Linked DNA regions of Homo sapiens: region 1 is linked to region 2. Evidence: read pairs that join two places in POLR2A ChIA-PET (ENCODE). Cell type or tissue: A673. All regions are shown on one strand.

The links. Peaks named below come from ENCODE experiments on the same cell type or tissue, not always from the same donor. Only the 100,000 strongest peaks of a DNase experiment are listed, where the experiment ranks them.
Region 1: POLR2A ChIA-PET joins it to region 2 with 9 read pairs; 3 of 35 experiments call an interaction of 5 or more read pairs at or near these places.

What each region holds. Positions count from the first base shown.
Region 1 is chr14:74,890,608-74,894,607 of GRCh38, forward strand. It overlaps DLST (dihydrolipoamide S-succinyltransferase), which reads left to right. Exons shown (of 15, transcript NM_001933.5): 7 at 449-560; 8 at 2,227-2,379; 9 at 2,741-2,817; 10 at 3,705-3,802. Among named protein-coding and RNA genes, the nearest start is that of DLST, 11 kb to the left of the region's middle. RefSeq lists an enhancer at 2,375-2,524. In A673, no CTCF peak of the experiment used is centred here; no DNase peak of the experiment used is centred here.
Region 2 is chr14:74,979,137-74,983,136 of GRCh38, forward strand. No RefSeq gene overlaps it. Among named protein-coding and RNA genes, the nearest start is that of EIF2B2, 22 kb to the right of the region's middle. RefSeq lists enhancers at 786-1,411, 1,412-2,037, 2,038-2,661. In A673, a CTCF peak has its summit at 590; DNase peaks (open chromatin) are centred at 545, 1,355 and 1,915; H3K27ac peaks cover 3,424 bases.

The DNA.
Region 1 (4,000 bases), 89 kb before region 2:
AGTAGCGATGACTTGTTATCACCCTTGCTCTGAAATTATGGCCTTAGATGTTTGTGTGCAAGGCCTTATATATTGTGTTGCAACTCTTGTTACTCACTGGAGATACGCTGTTGTTGTTGTTGTTTTGAGACGTTTCGCTCTATCACCCAGGCTGGAGTGCAGTGGCACGATATCGGCTCCACCTGCCAGGTTCAAGCGATTCTCGTGCCTCAGCCTCCCAAGTAGCTGGGATTACATTTTTGTAGTTTTTAGTAGAGATGGGGTTTCACCATGTTGGCCAGGCTGGTCTTGAACTCCTGACCTCAAGTGATCCGCCTGCCTTGGCATCCCAATATGCTGGGACTACAGGCATGAGCCACTGTGCCTGGCTTCATTGGAGATTCTATACAGCTAATTTTCTAATGCTGGATAAACATTTGGACTTCCTCCATCTGTCTTCCTCTTCCAGACATCTGTGCAGGTTCCATCACCAGCAAATGGCGTGATTGAAGCTCTTTTGGTACCTGATGGGGGAAAAGTCGAAGGAGGCACTCCACTTTTCACACTCAGGAAAACTGGTGGTAAAGAAGTTCTCCTGGTGGTCAAGGTCTCCAGTGTTCCCTCTTGGGATTGGGACTGAGCATAATGTGCTAATTCCCCGATATGTCAAAGACTCTTGTCATTCCAGCTGCCCTTAGTTGAGGGAATAAGGGGTAAATTTATATATAGTGTGAACTTCAAATGTCAAATTCTAAAAGAAAAGTGTATTTTTTAAAAAATAAACCTTATACTCTGTTCTTTCCATGGGTGTTTCTTAGCAGGAGCTGAGAAACTGGACCTTTTCTTATAGATATACAGATTGAGCATACCTAATCTGAAAATTCAAAATCTGAAATGCTCCAAAACTGAAAATCCAAAATCTGAAATGCTTCAAAACTTTTTGAGCACTGACAGAATGCTCAAAGGAAATGCTCATTGTCTTTTATGGGGAATTCAGTGTTGTTTCTTTTCACATCTGTTCTCTCATATCTCTAGGAAGGGTTGGTATTTCTTTTGGGAAGAAATGAGAAACGAATTTGTACTGGACCTGATAGGATTAGAGATTAATAACTTTATCTGACTCTTAGTTAAATTTTATAACCACTAAAAAGTCTATTTCTTTTTCCTAAGCGAGAATCGTACCCGTAGACCAACGAGTCACAGAAGTCTATTTCTTTTTCACTGTTACACTAATAAGGCAGATAGACCGCATGATTGAGGTTAGTCAGGCAAGACCAGAAGCTCAGAGTAGAAAACATGTATGGTAGAAGGCTGGGAAATAAGGTAGTCCTCCTGTTGCAGAAGTTTGTCTTAGCACTAACCCTGGATATAATGTCCAGATGGGTGAAAAACAGAAACAAACATTTCATTTAAAGTTGTGAGATTATTACTTGGCCACTTCAGTGATTTATGAGTCATCCTGGATGAAGTGCTTTCTTAAGCCTAAGTCAACCCTCGATGACTATTTTATTTTTTGAGATGGAGTTTCACTCTGTCGCCAGGCTGGAGTGCAGTGGCCTGATCTTGATTCACTACAACCTCCGCCTCCGGAGTTCAAGTGATTCTCCTGCCTCAGCCTGCCGAGTAGCTGGGACTATGGGCACATGCCACCACGCCCAGCTAATTTTTGTATTTTTGGTAGGGACGGGCTTTCACCATGTTGGCCAGGATGGTTTTGATCTGTTGACCTTGTGATCCGCCTGCCTTGGCCTCCCAAGGGGAGTAATCCCTTGGCCTGTAATCCTGGGATTACAGGCGTGAGCAACTGCACCCAGCCTATTTTTTAATAGTATTCTTGCATATATAATGTTAAAATAGAGGATGAAGAGTATCAGTAATTAGAAATATGTTTATGTATGCATTTCAATATTTTAAATTGCCTAGGTGTTTTTTTTTTTCCTTGGAAGTTTACATTTTCTTGGGCTTGATAGGTGCTTTGAAAGTACTTGCTGAATTTATTCAGTGGAAACCTGTGAAATTGGGAAGGGAGCTAAGTTGAGCCAGTTATCTGATGGACATTTAGGGACCCTGAGGACTAGAGAATAGTGCCTTATGTCATTGTGTGTGTGTCTCATAGTGCTTTGCATATTGCTGATACCCAGTAGACATTCGTTACTTGATTGGAGCTAGAGTTTTTGCCACTAAATTTTGCTTGGTTGCTTCTCATTTCAGACAGTGCCAGTGGCATATACTTTTCTTGTTTTTCAGCTGCTCCTGCTAAGGCCAAGCCGGCTGAAGCTCCTGCTGCTGCAGCCCCAAAAGCAGAACCTACAGCAGCGGCAGTTCCTCCCCCTGCAGCACCCATACCCACTCAGATGCCACCGGTGCCCTCGCCCTCACAGCCTCCTTCTGGCAAACCTGGTAGGCTTCCAACTCCCACATGTCATGTGGGAGAACATCTCGTCTAATATGTTCCTTCAAAGGGTAAACTCTAGACTGATGATGGTTCTGAACAGGCCAGGTTGGCTGCTTTGTAGAAAGAATTCTAGACTTTGTATCCAAAGGCCTGCTTTGCATCTCAGCTTTCTGTTACTAGCTGTGTGTCTTTAGGCTAGTCACTTAATTTATCTGAACAGATTGTTCATCTGTGAAGTTGGAGTGATACTAATATACCTCAGAATATCTTGAAGATTAAGTAACAGTACATATGAAAGCACTGGCACAAACTCAGCAGATGTTTCTTTCCTTGTCTGATGCAGCTTTATCCTCTTTTCATTTTCAGTGTCTGCAGTAAAACCCACTGTTGCCCCACCACTAGCTGAGCCAGGAGCTGGCAAAGGTCTGCGTTCAGAACATCGGGTAAGCCTCTGAGGACCACTTTCAGGAAAGAGGCAGGGGGCAGTGTTGAGATTAGTGGAGTATGGGTGTGGTGATGCCTACCTTTGAATGCCTGGCAGCTCATTCCCTCAACCTTGATAAAGGGAGTTTAGGATATAACTTCTTCATAGTCACATAACCATCAAATGATAGGACTAGAACCTGAGGTCTTCTGAACACTTGTTCAGTGGTTTTCCTACTATATTATGCTACCAGTGAAAGCCTTGGGTAAGTTAAATATTTGTAGGGGTGGTAGCTTAGTAACTCACCCCCGTCCTCCCACGATGTCACACGCTTCAGAGAGGTGGTTTAGTGAGCTCTATTCCTATACTTCTGGGATACTTAGCTGTAGCTAAGGGATAATACTCAGTAGCAATAGCTGTCAGGTGCAGACATAAAGCCTCAAGGAAGTATGGTCAGGATTGTGGTTCCTCTGCCTGAGAATACTTCCTAAAAATATGATAGCCTCGAAAGTTTGTTGCTCATGAGGTTCTGTTCCACAAATAGCTATTCTTATGCAAATCTTTATCAACAGAAAGTGCCCTTTTTCTTATGATTCTTATGTTGGCTAGACTACACTACACTACATTCTTTTATAAATGGGTTTTGGTTTTTAAATCACTGTTTCTGAGCCTTCATTCTTGGTCAAGCTTTAGGCACATCTGAGTGAGTAGTTTTGGCCTGTGTTTGCATGTTTTTGCTTGGAGGAGAAAGGGCCACCACAGGAAAGGGAAGCCTGGAGCTCGTGTACTTAGATACTGTAGTCCTTGGCCATCTACTCGTGGCAAGCCGTGTTCTTTCTGACTACACGGGGAATGCTTGACCCAGAGAGATCAGATTGTCAATGCTTGTTCCACTCTTACTTTCAGGAGAAAATGAACAGGATGCGGCAGCGCATTGCTCAGCGTCTGAAGGAGGCCCAGAATACATGTGCAATGCTGACAACTTTTAATGAGATTGACATGAGGTAGTGTCTCTAGTCCCTCTTATCCCCTAGGCCCCTTTTTCTTAGAGAACACGAACTTGCCCCACTCCTTATCTAGTGCTGATTCTAAAACTAACTTGTCAGGGAAGAGGTATTTGTTTATTGTTTTTTGTTTGTTTGTTTTTGTTTTTGTTTTTTGAGATGGAGTCTCGCTGTCTCCCAGGCTGGAGTGCAGTGGCA
Region 2 (4,000 bases):
TTTATTGGCTATCTTTCCAGAGCATCTCCAATGCCTTCTGAATTACATCCTGCTGCTTTCGCTCAGCAATGCATCATTGATATCCTTCCAAGGCCAGTAATTAGGGTGTGGACATTCGTCACTCCCATTTTAAAGATGAGGAAACAGAGGCTCAGAGAAGTTTCTTGGCTGTCCCGGGCTGCACAGCCAGGCCTCGTGCTCATCCTACCACAGCTTTCAGCCTCTTCCCTGGGGGCAGGAGGATGTGAGGAGCAGAGGGCTAGAAAAGCCCTGGGGGGGTGGTGGGTTGGGATGGGGGAGAGGGGCCGAAGAATAAGAAGGAAGCAGCAGCAGGCGAGGGAGGGTGTGAGGTCTCCTTGGAATGCGGCGGCGGTGCCCCTCCTCCCTGAAGGATCCAGGTTTTCCTCAGGCAGCGGAGCCTGGGGCCCTGGAGGCCTAGGCTGGGCAGAGCTGAGCAGCTGGCAGTGGAGGGGTTTTCAAGGCAAACCTGGCAAGAAGGCAAGACGGATTGCATTTCAGCCTGAACGTGCCTGGGATATGCACATGTCTCCCCAGGCCTTAGGGGCATTTCTTGCCTAACACCACCAGTGGGAGCTGGCTCTGCCCCTGCCTACTGAGGCTGACAGCTGGGCCTGTGTGCTCCCTCCACGGCTGCTGCCGTCTCTAGCGCCCTGGCCTCCAGCACATCCAGCAGTGGAGGGGATGCCCCTTATTCCAGCCATAGCCTAGAGCAGCCAAGAGCCAGCTCTTACTCACAGAGAGCCTGGGGCACTCCCTCAGGGAAGAGCCTGAGGGGACAAGCAGGTGGGAGGCCGATGTGGCCTGGGCCTCGGCCTGAAGAGTAAACAAGGAAGGCTCTGGAAAGCTCGTGACCCACAGGCCTTCACGCCAGACACACAGCCTTCCTCCTTCCTGCCTAGGACCTCCGAGAGGGACCCCGGGAAGCCAAGAGGACACGGAGGATGCGTGGGGAAGAAAATAGCCAGTGTCCCTCCTGGGCGGACGTAAGCACACATCCCCAGGTGCATGCATGCGCACACATGCTCATGCACACAGGCACGAATGCAGGGGGGAGAACTCAGAAGTGTGGAACAGCTGCCCAGCAGAGAGGGCTGGAGGGATGCTCTTGGGAGAGGCAGGGCCAGGGACCTAGTGGTCTTTGGAGAGCTCTTCACTCCTGAGATTGTAAAAAAATGCTCCCACAGGTACCACCCAGACCTTGGAGGGGGTCACAGAGATTCTCCCACAAGGCACTTAGGCCAATCAGGGAAGAGGACATCCATCCATTCCGTTTGCCAATATCCTTAGTAAACTTACTCTGTGCCAGGCTCCATGCTGGGAGTACAGAGGCCACCCGCAAGGCTTGACTAGCGCCAAGCACCAGTGGGAATGTGGGAAAGAAGGTCCCTACTGGAAAAGCTCATCCTCCACATGGAGCTGGCTGGGCAGTTGCGGAGGGACTGCAGAGCAGGCTTTGGCCAAGCTTAGTCCTGGATGAAGACCCTGCACCCCCACCCCAGCTAGTGGCCAGCTTAAAAGGAGCCTGGAAAGGCTGATGTCTGCTCTCTGCCCACAGCCCACCCCCATCCCCACAGTCCTGGCCCTGGCTGGGGCCCCAGGAAGGAAATCACTAAGGAGGATTGAGTGTCAATTCACAACCTAATCCCATCAGCGCACACAGCTACAGCACGGGCCGCCCCCTCCCCTACTCTGCAGACCCTGGCGGCTGCCGGCTGTCAGGCCCGGCCCCTGCCTGGCTGCGAGGCCAATTACTGCGGCCTTAATCACCACGGTGGCGGCGGCGGCGCGGCGTTAACAACTGTCTGCTCATCAGTCTCCTTCCTGGGGCGTCGTGGAGGGGATGACCCCATGCGGCTCTCCTCGAAGGAGCTTGAAACTGGATCCCAACAACAGCCCGATGGCCGCCGTCCAGGGAAACGCCTGGCTCCCTCCTGCTGCCTGCTGGTCTCCTGTGTGTTTGCCCAGCTCCTCCTGTCCTGGGGCTGAGAGCCCATGAGGACATGCCCGGGGACCCCGCATCCGCTGAGCGAGCACTAAAGCCATGGTTCCCTCTGGTTAGCACTGCCAACAACTGAGCCCGGGAAGACCGACGCTCCCTGCCAGCCAGAGCAAATTGGGTGCCCGGATGTTGAGGTCTGGTTGGCATTTCCTGTGTTGGCTTTGGCTGGTGAGGCCAGGCCAGTGGGCTGCCCTCTTGACCTGAGCGGAGTCAGGCAGGCACGTCCCAGACTCTTGAGCCCACTGAGTTCTTTCCTGCGCCCCACAGGGAGTCTTGTTCTGGAAAAAAGATCTCCCTCCCCGCCTGGGTTCATGCTGAGCAGCCTTCCCTGCCTTGTAGGGTGCTCTGACAGCCTGAGGCCTGGCCGGCCCCCAACCTGGCTGCCTCTGCGCCTGCTCCTTGGGCTCAGGCGGATCTTGGTGCTTCCTGGATGTGGTGAGGCCCCTCTGCACGTGGCCCTCCAGGCTGTGGTCCGGGAGAGGACTCTGAGCTCCTCTGATCTGCTCCCATCTGTATGTGGAATAATTTCTCCGGCCCAAAGCCTGGACCCCTAGGAGCCGTCAGCACCGGGTTCCAGCTTGGGAGCCTGCGGGAGCTCCCATTCCCCACCCTTGAAGGGCCAGCTTCACCTGAAGGCTTCAACGGTGCTGGCTCCAGTTCCTCAGCCCTTTTTTTTTTTTTTTTTTTTGGCATTGGGTCTCTGGGACATCAGATTGTCCAAAACAAGACGACTTCATGATACTTGTTTTTCCAAAGAACACAGTCTGTACACAATCAGGCTTTCTGTGTGCAGCGTGGATCCCGCTGCCCCTGCCCTAGTCGCCCCATTCCTGCCCTAGCCAGATCCCTCTGGGACATGGAGTGTTCCTCATTCCCTGTGGCCAGAGGTCTCTGGCCTAGGGCTGAGCAAGGCTGGGCAGAGAGGGCAGAGCTGATCCCACCCCACAGACCATCACTGGCCCACAGTGCTTCCTTTTCTTCTCCCAGACTTGGGATGCCAGGAGAGCCCCTGGGAGAAGCAGCAGGACGTGGGAACCATCTAGAGCACAAGCTCTGGAGTTAGACCTGATTATGAATCCCAGCTCTACTGCACACCAGCTGTGTGCCTTAAACACAGTACCAAATGGAACCCGGTCCCTTGGTCAGCAAAACGGAGATAATAAAGGTACTTGTAGCACAGGGTTTGTGTGAGGGGTCAGTGGGCCCGGCCCATAGTAAACCCTCAACAGCTGTCATTTACATAGCTACTCCTCTGCATGGGGCTGGCTGGGCAGCCACTAAGGGGTCTGCAGAGTGGACCTAGGCCAGCCTTAAGCCACACCTGGGATAGAGATGCTGTACCCCCACCCCACTAGTTGCTTCCTTGCCCAGGCTGGCTCTCTCCCGAGCCACTCGGCTCCATGGCCATCAAGGATTTAAGACAGGGAGCTGCAGGAGTCCCTGAACCCTTGTTTGTAGAGCTCTCCACCTTTCTCCAGGGAGAGATGAGGCACAGCCCAGCACCCCAGGTCCTCAGGGCCAGGCCCATGGATGCTCAGAAATTTGCTGAATGTGTGGTGAGCAAAGGAAAAGCCTCTGGATTTCCTACCCTGCTCATGGAGGAGCAGTGGGCATGATTTTTCTGGAAAGTTTGGGGGGATATTTATCAAGAGACTGGGGAGTGTTTATCACTTTGAAGAGCAATTCTACTCCTGGGGTTCTCCCTTGGGAAATCACCTGAGACGTCAGAAGTCAGGCAGGGCCACAGGAGGGCCCTCCAAAAAATTTCTACCAAGATGTTTTTCTCGGGGCCATTTATAATAGTGAACAAACAAACCAAGCAGACAAAGAAAGTATCTCAGTATTTAAGAGTAGGATACTGGTGAAATACGTGCCATTCCATCTACGAGGAATGAAAAGGCAGCCCTAAAAATCATGTTTAGGGCCAGGCATGGTGGCTCACACCTGTAGTCACAGAACTTTGGGAGGCTAAAGAGGGTA